Regions from separate parts of the Mus musculus genome. Here regions 2 and 3 are each linked to region 1. A link is a contact called in ENCODE Hi-C or POLR2A ChIA-PET data. All regions are on one chromosome and are shown on one strand. Each heading gives the region's core, a stretch centred on a gene start or an enhancer-like site at or near the end of the contact. The rest is flanking DNA. Distances are from core to core; before and after follow the strand shown. Region 1 holds the start of Timp3 (tissue inhibitor of metalloproteinase 3). Region 2 overlaps Syn3 (synapsin III). Region 3 holds the start of 4930486F22Rik (RIKEN cDNA 4930486F22 gene).

Region 1 (3,348 bases), core at 255-2,754:
CAGGGGCATCGAGAGTTCAAGGTCATCCTGGACTACTTAATGATACTCTGTCTCAAAATAACCACAGCATCAACACACAACAACCACAACAAGGGCAGTTAAGTCAGAAATAATGTTACCATGTTGCCTTCTGCTTCTGCCATAAAAGTTTCTTCTCTTGGGGATAACCCAAGGGAGTCCCTTGGATTTTCCTCATTTGTTACAAGTTTACAGCATTCTGCAGCTAAAACACAGGTCTCCTTCAAAACCAGGTAGGAGAGAGGGGAGAGAGATTACTCTAAAAGAGTACTATCGGTCAAAGGGATGCTGAGTCAGGGATGTACATCCCTTTTGGTAAGAAGAGCCAGCTAGAGAGTGTGGTGGGAGCATCCCTTTCTGGGCCTGCTTCTTCAGCTGGAAGGTACACAGGACACCTGTTCTCACTTTCCCCAACTAGAAGGAATATGTGAACACAACGAGATGGAGTATGGAATCCTGCTTTTAAAAAGAGAGCATAGGCCAGGTATGACGCTGCACATCTGTAACTCTAACAGAAGCCTGACTCAGGAAGATCTTGAGTTCAAGGTCAGCCTGGGCTACATAGTAAGACTATGTCTCAAAAAACAGCATGAGCACACACACACACACACACACCCCAATTAAGATGTTATTTAAAATGGGTTGGTAATAATGTTACCAATATTGCTCTATAGGTGGTTTTCTCTAAGAACTGGTTTTATTCCACGTACTGATTGCTTTACCTCAAATGTTCCTTGCAGAAGGAAGGATTGCTGTCTGCCACCAGGGAGACCAGCTATCATACTCCCCCTTTCCCTATATTCTTTCCTTCAAAGAAGACCCAGGCCTTTGTGATTGATGTTCTTCTGGCATGATGTCACATCTTTTACTGTCCCACAGAAAACAACGCCCTCTTAGTCATTCTAACCTAGGTCTCCAACTATTCTAGTTTCCTCATCATACTAGCACAATCGCCCTGGTTGCAAGGGCTTGCTTGACGTCCAGAACAGGGTCTGTTGAATAATTCCACAGATCCATTTACCCCCAATGGCAATTACCACAGCCATCCCACAAAGGCAGAGGTGTGTGTGTGTGTGTGTGTGTGTGTGTGTGTGTGTGTGTGTGTGTTGGGGGTGGGAGGTGAGGGAAGCTGATGTCCAGCGGTTTCCTCTTACTCCCTGCTCTCTCTAGGAAAGATAAGAAGGTGAAAATTTCTTTGAGGCTTCCTTCTTGACTTTTTCCAGGAGGCGTGATCAAGGACTTCAGGGTGCGGGCCACCTGGGGCCCTTGGAAGAGATTATGCAGGAAGGCTGGGTGGCTGGGACTGAATCCTTGTTTAGGTCCAAGGCTCATAGAGAGGCGGTGGGCGTAGGGCGAAGGGGCCGTGGGACGCCGCTGTAGCGCACACCGGCCCAGGACGCGCCCAGCCCACCCACTCGCGTGCCCACAACTGCATTATTCCCTATAAGGATCTGAACGGTCCGGGCCGGCTCCGCCCTGTCGCCCCGCGCCCCCCGGCCCCGCCCCCTTTTTGGAGGGCCGATGAGGTAATGCGGCGCTGCCATTGGTCGGAGGGGGCGGACCCCGAGCTCCCGAGGGGCTGGGTCCCCTCGCGCCCCTATATCACTCTGCAGCCCTGGACTCTCGCTCACAGTGGGCAGCGGGCAGCCGCCAGCGCCAAGAATCTTCTTCTCCCGCTTCTCCGCTTCCCGATCCTTCTCCGGGAGGCCACTCGTTGGCTCCGCGGACTCGTGTTCCAGCGACCCTTGGCCACTTAGTCCTGTCCCGCCGGGCTACTTGGAAGGCACTTCCCCGGAGCTCATCGTTGCCCACCGTGCACAGTGCCCGGTTAAACCCAGCGAGTGAGCTCGGACTGTAGCATCAGCGCTAGCGCTCGGCAACTTTGAAGAAAAGAGCGGCAGTCCCCGCAGCGGACCACAACAGCTACCATGACTCCCTGGCTTGGGCTTGTCGTGCTCCTGAGCTGCTGGAGCCTTGGGCACTGGGGCGCGGAAGCGTGCACATGCTCTCCCAGCCATCCCCAGGATGCCTTCTGCAACTCCGACATCGGTAAGTGCTCCGGAAGACTCAGTTTCCCTGGGCGGGGACTCTGTGTGGGGAGATGCCCTGCAGAGGGAACCCAACCAGTGGCCTAGTGGTCTCTGGCGGGCGAGCGTGAACGAGGTCCTGCTTGATATCTAGAAAAATTTCCCCATTGCCTTGAAGGGAAAAGAGCTGGAGAAGGAGGGTGAGAGATTCTGAAAAGTTGGAACGCTAACTGAAGTTCTGGGACCTCGACGACACTTTACAAGTTGTAGTCTGTGCGGGTGGAGTTGCGAGAGAGAAAACTCCTAGCTTCAAAGATTGCTTATCTCCCGCGCCCTTGAACTTCATTCTTTTCCTTGAGAAACTCAGCCTAGCTGCAGGCTCTCCCGGCAAGTGCTAATGGAGCTTCTTGCCTGCCAAGTTTGGGTGGCTGGAAAAGGGGGGAGGGGGAGATGAAAAAAAAACGGGGAGGGGGGGGGCGGAAACTGTGGGATTGCCCTCCTCCCTGGGAGAACTGCATCAGAGTGTTGATAGCTGGCCTGAGGTGACTGTGGGGGAATCACTTATCATAGAGCTGTGAAAATTCACAGGAAGATATATTTTTTCTTCCCCCGGAATGTTTGTGAGGAGGGAGAGAGTGAGTATCATCGGAGAAAGCAGATTTGTCACCAAAAGAGCAAAGCTGCCAAAGGTCTCATCGCTTGTGGTGATGGTCTCAAAGAGACTGTGCTGATTAGAGGGACTTGATAAGAAGTAGAACCCACTATCCAGAGGAGTGTTGGGGACATTAGTGTTTGGAGGGCTCCAGGGGAAGTGGAAGCTGGCTACTCTCTTCTCCAGCTCCTTAAAGCTCTCAGGTCCAATGTGTGTTTGCTGGGCAGGGGTGGGACAAGAGGCTGCCCTTAGCCAGTGTGGAGTCAGTAAAGAATGGAGTGTGTGTGTTTTAAGTATGGTCATAAAGGAGATGGAAAATTTCCACTGGGTCTTGAGTGAGGGATTCTACTCTGCAAGTGTGTTGTGTTGAGAGGGGGGCGGGGGGAGGGGTGGTGACCTGGCAGGAAAGAAAACCAAGGTTGGAGAGGCACTGCTGGTGGGTCGGCCTAGGGGGAAATCTGGGAGGTGGTTTTGGTGGTCAGGTCAGTCCACTTGGCAGCCCAGGGTGTTTGTGTGACCCTGCAGTCACCCTTCTTGAAGGTTTCCTGGGACCCAGAGACACCCACCCTTCTCTGTCCCTGGGGGAGAACCCCTGGCTTTATGGAGTGCTTGCAAGCATCCTTTTTTGGATTGCTGGAGGGCTGGGAAAGT
Region 2 (3,348 bases), core at 265-2,764, 250 kb before region 1:
TGGTATTGATAATGTTTTGTGTTATATTAGTAAAAGTAAAAATTGTATGGCAGACTTGACTTTTTTTAAGGATGTATTTAGTAGGAAAACATTAATCACACCGTGAATTTGTGTATTTGAAAATTATCAGGATGCTTCTCAGTGTGAAGGGTGGTTGATTATAGGAAGTGTGTTTTTATCGTTGGTGCTCAGTCGGGTGAAAGCTCAACTTACAGCATGATACAAGTGGAACTAGTGCGCTCGAACTCAGTGAGCCCAACCCTTTCCTTAGCAGCTTTCTGGGTTCTGTGAGGAACTTCAAGGGTTCCGAAGACCACTGGGTTGGTACAGACACATTACCACCTAAGCTTCCCCCTTGTGTTTTGGTATCAGAGACAGTCTTAACAGCAGCGTCCTTTATGTGCTGTCAGGTGAGGCACTTGTTCAGGACAGCCCCCTCTTGCTGGGAGATTGTTATGATTTTCGGACTTAAAATACTCAAAATTCAACATTTATTTATTCTACAACAAGAAAAAGCCCAAACACTTAATACAAATAACTATAGGAACATGCTATAGTGACACATTTAAATTGGAACTGCTGCACAGGAATAAAATGCTATTAGCATCTGCAGAAAATAGGAATAGTGCCAATGTCTTCCTGTTTTTAAAAACCTGTTTGCATATTAGGAAATGGCTTGGAATATGTGCTGCAGGGATATTTTGAGTCCTGTATGCAAGTGAGACTTTGCTACATGTGTTTTGAGTCTTTGCATCACAGTGAAGAAAATTGTTTGATATTCTAGAGGCCAGAGGTGATGTGACCTTTAACATTATGTTTCTATGATCTACAGGACAGTCTTAATGTCCACTGAATGCTTTAGGCTTCATTTAAGTGTGGCTAAAGGGGTCACCCTGAAGTTTTGATTGATCTAGAGTCTATTTCAGAACATGCTTTTGTGGATGAATGTTAGGTTGCCCCATGTAGTATGTGTGTATGTGTACATGTGTGTTTGTGTGTGTGTGTGTGTGGCTGAATGTTAGCATGGGAAGCAGTGATGACCAGAGCACCAAATACAAGTTTTCAGAATATAAGTCATTTCCAAATGGGCCCTGGGAGGTCCTGATGGTGCTGGTGTCAGTCTCACTAGGCGTAACTGGCAGATGTTGCAAGTCTCCAGTTTAAGATTATTGGCAGAGTGCTCTAAACCTAAACTTAGGTACCACTCAAAAATTTTTATTAAGAGTCCTCAAAACTTTCCCCTTGACTAGCAGTTAATTTTATATTGAGAAGCTTTGAACGTCTCGCACACATCCTTGTCATTGGGCTTTGGAGCTTTACGTATTGCTGATACTGAGTGAGATCTTGGCTTGGCAGTAGCTTGTTCACTGCATGGCTTTGTTGATGTCATCTCCATGCACTGTAATGGGAGCAGGACAGCCTAGAAGCCCATGGCAAGCGCTTGAGAATGGTGCAGCCCCGGCGCATTGACTTGTAGTAGCCTCACATCTTTCTCGGCCCCTAAGTTCTCCAGTAGTCACTTTTAGTAATAGGATCTGAGTCTCCTTCCCTTAGCACTGTAAGTGGAAAATGCCCATTTGTCATGGCTGGTAATAATTCAGTCTTGGGAAGAGCCCTTTCCAACTTGTGGCTCCCTGTGTAAAAATCCTGAATTCTGTAGCTCTTTTTTCCTAGTTCCTCTCAGTTGCTGAGGCCATACATATCTCTGTAATTCTTACCTGGCAGAGTCGGATAGTCCTTCTCCTTCTTCTGTTCAGAGTTGTTCCAAGGTCTGTTTTCTTCCTATCTGCCTATTTGAGCCTTGGAGAAGAGCTAGACAGGTCCTCTGCTGTGCTCTAGTGCTGGTGGTGTTTTGTAAACTCTTGCATGGATAAGGGTATTGCAGTATGCTAGGCAAGTCTCTATCTCTCTTTATGTTACCAGGGTTGAGGTTCTAAGTGCTCACTGCCCTGCCCGGCTTTTCAGCATGGCTCCTGAGAATCAAATGCAGGTCCTTGTGCTTGTACTGCAAACACCGACCGATCTATCGAGACCCTAAAGATTTGATTTGATATGACTTCTTTTTTTCTCTATTGGAAATCCCATGTGAGTTGTTAACTCTTATTTTTCTGATATTCCAAAGTAAAATGAAGTGTTGGGTATGAAAAGTGTTTAACTTCTCAAGACTTGATGACCACCTCTGGGTGTTTTTGCTTTCTTCTCTAGATCTACCAGTTAGATCTGCATATGAAGCCTGGGTGTGCATGTTTATCAATCTGGGCTCATGCTTTGTGGGAACACAAAAGAGGTTCTGTGTCTTTTATGCTCCTAAATAGACCAGTTTGGCTTGCTTGCCACCCAGCCTTCCCATTTGTCTTCAATCAAGCCCAAAGTGCCTCCTCCTATTAAAGTCTAAACATTAAACAGTTTAATCAGCTACTGTGGTTTAGGACAGCATCTGCCACCAGGTTAATTCTATCAGCTGACTTGGCTCTGGGATAAGAAGCCTAGAGATACATGTGCAAGCTCTCTTGAAGGGAATGGACTGGTCCTGGTGATAGTTATGTTACCCCTTGTCCATACTTGCAAGGCTGGCTTAACCAGTGCCTGCGACTAACCTGCAGTCGTTCACCACTTCTGAAGACACTAAATGAACCACCAAGCTGTTTTATGAGGCTGAACAAAGCAGAAGAGAAGGGCCTGCTGTTGGGAGCTGGTCCTCACGCAAGGCCCTGGGGCCTTGTTTACAAAGCCGCGCTACATTTGATCAGTAGAGTCTGTGAGGCTCTCTTGTAGAAGTCCGCTTCCTTTTCTGGGTCTAGTAGTGGTTTTGTTTTGTTGTTTGTTTGTTTTTTTCTATTTTCTCTTTTTACTCATATTTCTGTTTAATTCCAGGTGAGTTTCTCAACTTAAGAAACCATCCATTTTCCATTCTTAATCTGTCACATACATGTCATTATTTTCCTAATTTTCTAGGAGAGTAACCTAAAGAGAATCCTGAGTACCTAACGGGCACTGAGCAGCTGCTCCAAGCTCCTGTGCCAGCCCCCAGGTGCCCAGCCAGCTCGATCCCCTGGTGCTGCTGTGCCAGCCCCCAGGTGCCCAGCCAGCCTGCTCTCCTGGTGCTGCTGTGCCAGCCCCCAGGTGCCCAGCCAGCTCGCCCCCTGGTGCTGGATAGTCACATGAGAACTTCCTGGAGGCAGTGGCGATTCCCTTGCATGGAGTTTTCAGTTGATTTTCCTTTAAAGTTATACTGAAGAACTGCCACACCTGATACTTGAGGAATAGACCAAGTGCATGCTAGAGTGGACGCAGCAGCCCAGAAGCATTGGGGAAAGAGAAATGGTGTGGGTATTCTGTGCCTTGAAA
Region 3 (3,348 bases), core at 215-2,714, 200 kb before region 1:
CGCTTAGCTCATCACAAGCACTCAACAGATGACATCATTCTTCTTATCTCATCCCTATAACATACCACCCAGCATAGGGCCTAGCACAAGAAACATTTGCTGAAGAGCCAGTGAAGGGGCTATTAGTGGAGACTGCGGGGTACAGGGGTGTGCAGGTACTGAGACCTGCATACCTCCACATCTAATCCATCTTCCCTTTGAGATGAATGCAGAAATGGGGTTCAGACCTTCCCCAGAAGCATGGTGCTTGAGCACACTTGAAGCTCACCGCATTGTTTCAGACCATTCAAAAACTTTATAGCAAGTGTTGGCCAGCTGCTCACTTTAGTCCAGTAAATTCCCATCATGTCTCCCTGGAAGACCAGGCTTAGGGAATGTTTCTTCCTGCTATGGCCAAAGCACACACTTTTTTTTTTTAAAATAAAGATAAACCCATAAGGTAGTTTACTGACCAGGGTTATTGGCCAACCAGCTAAAAGCTGAAGGACATTGACCAATAATGATGCCCAGTTCTGGGCAGTCATTCTATGGTCTTAACTTTTTGGCAAGGGGAGCTGGCAGGCCATTGGCAAACAGGCTACTCCTTGTTTGAGATAACAGAAGCATAATCATGGCCTACAAATGGAGACTTGTTTTCCTGTTTCTGTACCAGAGAGGCAGGCATCCAGCTCATTTCAAAGCCACAGCAGCATGCTAAGAAACTAGCTACATGGGGGGTCAGGCTTCCTGCTTACCTCCTAGGAAGGTTTTTTTTTTTCCATTTTTTATTAGGTATTTAGCTCATTTACATTTCCAATGCTATACCAAAAGTCCCCCATACCCACCCACCCCCACTCCCCTACCCACCCACTCCCCCTTTTTGGCCCTGGCATTCCCCTGTACTGGGGCATATAAAGTTTGCGTGTCCAATGGGCCTCTCTTTCCAGTGATGGCCGACTAGGCCATATTTTGATACATATGCAGCTAGAGTCAAGAGCTCCGGGGTACTGGTTAGTTCATAATGTTGTTCCACCTATAGGGTTGCAGATCCCTTTAGCTCCTTGGGTTCTTTCTCTAGCTCCTCCATTGGGAGCCCTGTGATCCATCCATTAGCTGACTGTGAGCATCCACTTCTGTGTTTGCTAGGCCCCGGCATAGTCTCACAAGAGACAGCTACATCTGGGTCCTTTCGATAAAATCTTGCTAGTGTATGCAATGGTGTCAGCGTTTGGATGCTGATTACGGGGTGGATCCCTGGATATGGCAGTCTCTACATGGTCCATCCTTTCATCTCAGCTCCAAACTTTGTCTCTGTAACTCCTTCCATGGGTGTTTTGTTCCCAATTCTAAGGAGGGGTATAGTGTCCACACTTCAGTCTTCACTCTTGCAGCAACTACACTTACAAAGCAGGAGTATGAACAGATTCTGGGGACCGGGGAGATGGTTCAGTCCAAAACTGCCTACTGCGCATGCCCAAGGACCTGAGTTCAACCGTCAGCGTCTATACAAAAGCCAGGTATGGTGGCACACACTTGTAATCCCAGAGCTGGGCGGGCAGATCCTTGTGTCTTTGCCCAATCAGCAAGTCCTAAGTCCCAGTGAGAGACCCTGTCTCTAAAATCAGGGAGGATGGCTCCAGAGGTTGTCCCCTGCCCTCCACATGCATGTGTACCTGCACACACCCGCTAGGCACAAGCTCCCCCCCCCCTCCCCCCGCCAGGAACAGGTTCTGAGTAACATTACTGTCAGGCCACACCCATGCTTTAGCTCAGCATCAGCCCTGGAGTCCTTCACCCAAAGCTTAGAGGAGATACACAGAAGTTACGAAAGCCCTAAGCTCGCGGCTCCCAAACTTTCTGGGTTTGTGTTGCCTCATTTAGGGGTTTATTTTAAAAAAAAATTCTTACGCCAAGATACCAGTTTTATTTATGAAGAGATTAAAGCTTAACAATTATTTACATCCTGATAAACTTGTTAAGTGTTCCAAGAATTCGCAATGAATATAATATTTCATGACGAAAGAACTTACAATTACTAATAGGGTGTGTAAATTTGTTGGATACTGAAGGAAACTCCCAAACCACGAGGCACCATCTCTCATTCCTTGCACCTCACTGAGCTTTTCACAGGGCACTTTTATTTAAAACACAGCCTCCACACATCCCCACCAACTGAAGATACAGTGCATTGGAAGGCACTCAGGATCCAGCCTAGGTGCCCTGAGCTTCACGGCTAGTCATTTGCACAGTGACCACTCATGGCTGGGAACTGGTGTGCTTTCTTTGAAAGCTCAGAATGGGCTGCGATGCCTCTAGTGCTCCAGGCTGCCTTGATGCAGTATGGGAAGTGTGACTTTATGTGATTGTTTTCCAGGTTCTTCCCAAGCCACAAGTAGCAGAAATCTTTGGAGGAGTGTCCCTGGAGGGAGGAACTAGCCAGTGGGCTAGATGATACTTCAAACCAGATCACACTTAAGGGAATTGAAAGACCAACCCTCCCCACTTTTATTCTGAAAGAGTCTTGCTTGCTATATAGCCTAGGCACAGACTATTGGGTCTCATACTTAGCTTCTGAGGGCTGCGATTACAGAGATGGGCCACTGATATTACTCTTCAGAGCATAATATAAGCTCTTTTCAAGACAAAGACACCAGAACCATGGTGTTGGTGTGTGTGTGTGTGTGTGTGTGTGTGTAAATAAAACTGGTTAGTGAGAGTAAGCTCACTATTTAGACTAATCCTTAAGCATATCTGAAACACACACACACACACACACACACACACACACACACACACACACACACACACATACACACACACACACACTTCCCAAATATGCATTAGAAGTATTTAGAGAGTTGGCATGACAGGGAATTGAAAGACCAACCCTCCCCACTTTTATTCTGAAAGAGTCTTGCTTGCTATATAGCCTAGGCACAGACTATTGGGTCTCATACTTAGCTTCTGAGGGCTGCGATTACAGAGATGGGCCACTGATATTACTCTTCAGAGCATAATATAAGCTCTTTTCAAGACAAAGACACCAGAACCATGGTGTTGGTGTGTGTGTGTGTGTGTGTGTGTGTGTAAATAAAACTGGTTAGTGAGAGTAAGCTCACTATTTAGACTAATCCTTAAGCATATCTGAAACACACACACACACACACACACACACACACACACACACACACACACACACATACACACACACACACACTTCCCAAATATGCATTAGAAGTATTTAGAGAGTTGGCATGACATTAGATCCCTTTAATCCCAGCACTTAATGGGCAGAGGCAGAAAGACAAAGAATTCTCGGTCATGCTTGACTATGCTCTGAGTTTAAGGTCAGTCAGGGCTACAAGAGAC

Evidence for each region. Hi-C counts contacts between places; a loop is a spot of excess contacts on that map. ChIA-PET counts read pairs that join two places held with the same protein, here RNA polymerase II (POLR2A).
Region 2: a map of CH12.LX shows a loop between it and region 1 (2.4-fold over the local background). The contact joins the enhancer-like site here to the promoter of Timp3 in region 1. A Hi-C loop is called at or near these places in 28 of 37 maps with a recorded cell type or tissue (CH12.LX, T-helper 1 cell, T-helper 17 cell and 8 more). POLR2A ChIA-PET finds 5 or more read pairs at or near these places in 1 of 5 experiments (Patski).
Region 3: a loop to region 1 is called in a map of v-Abl transformed pro-B cells, with 6 times the contacts of the local background. The contact joins the promoter of 4930486F22Rik here to the promoter of Timp3 in region 1. A Hi-C loop is called at or near these places in 4 of 37 maps with a recorded cell type or tissue (Patski, left cerebral cortex and v-Abl transformed pro-B cells). POLR2A ChIA-PET finds 5 or more read pairs at or near these places in 1 of 5 experiments (Patski).

What each region holds. Positions count from the first base shown.
Region 1 is chr10:86,298,908-86,302,255 of GRCm38, forward strand. Timp3 (tissue inhibitor of metalloproteinase 3) reads left to right here and starts at 1,505. Exons shown (of 5, transcript NM_011595.2): 1 at 1,505-2,067. The coding sequence starts at 1,947. The region is part of intron 6 of Syn3 (synapsin III); the gene reads right to left.
Region 2 is chr10:86,048,278-86,051,625 of GRCm38, forward strand. Syn3 (synapsin III) reads right to left here. Exons shown (of 14, transcript NM_013722.3): 14 at 469-3,348. Fbxo7 (F-box protein 7) reads left to right here. Exons shown (of 9, transcript NM_153195.2): 9 at 1-51. Among named protein-coding and RNA genes, the nearest start is that of Gm24430, 11 kb to the left of the region's middle. Within about 2 kb of position 1,515, at least 1 of the 3 ENCODE cell types and tissues checked has a DNase peak (open chromatin) inside an H3K27ac peak, as active enhancers do; it is left cerebral cortex, where a contact is called at or near this core.
Region 3 is chr10:86,094,390-86,097,737 of GRCm38, forward strand. 4930486F22Rik (RIKEN cDNA 4930486F22 gene) reads left to right here and starts at 1,465. Exons shown (of 3, transcript NR_038024.1): 1 at 1,465-1,496. All of the region lies in intron 7 of Syn3 (synapsin III), which reads right to left.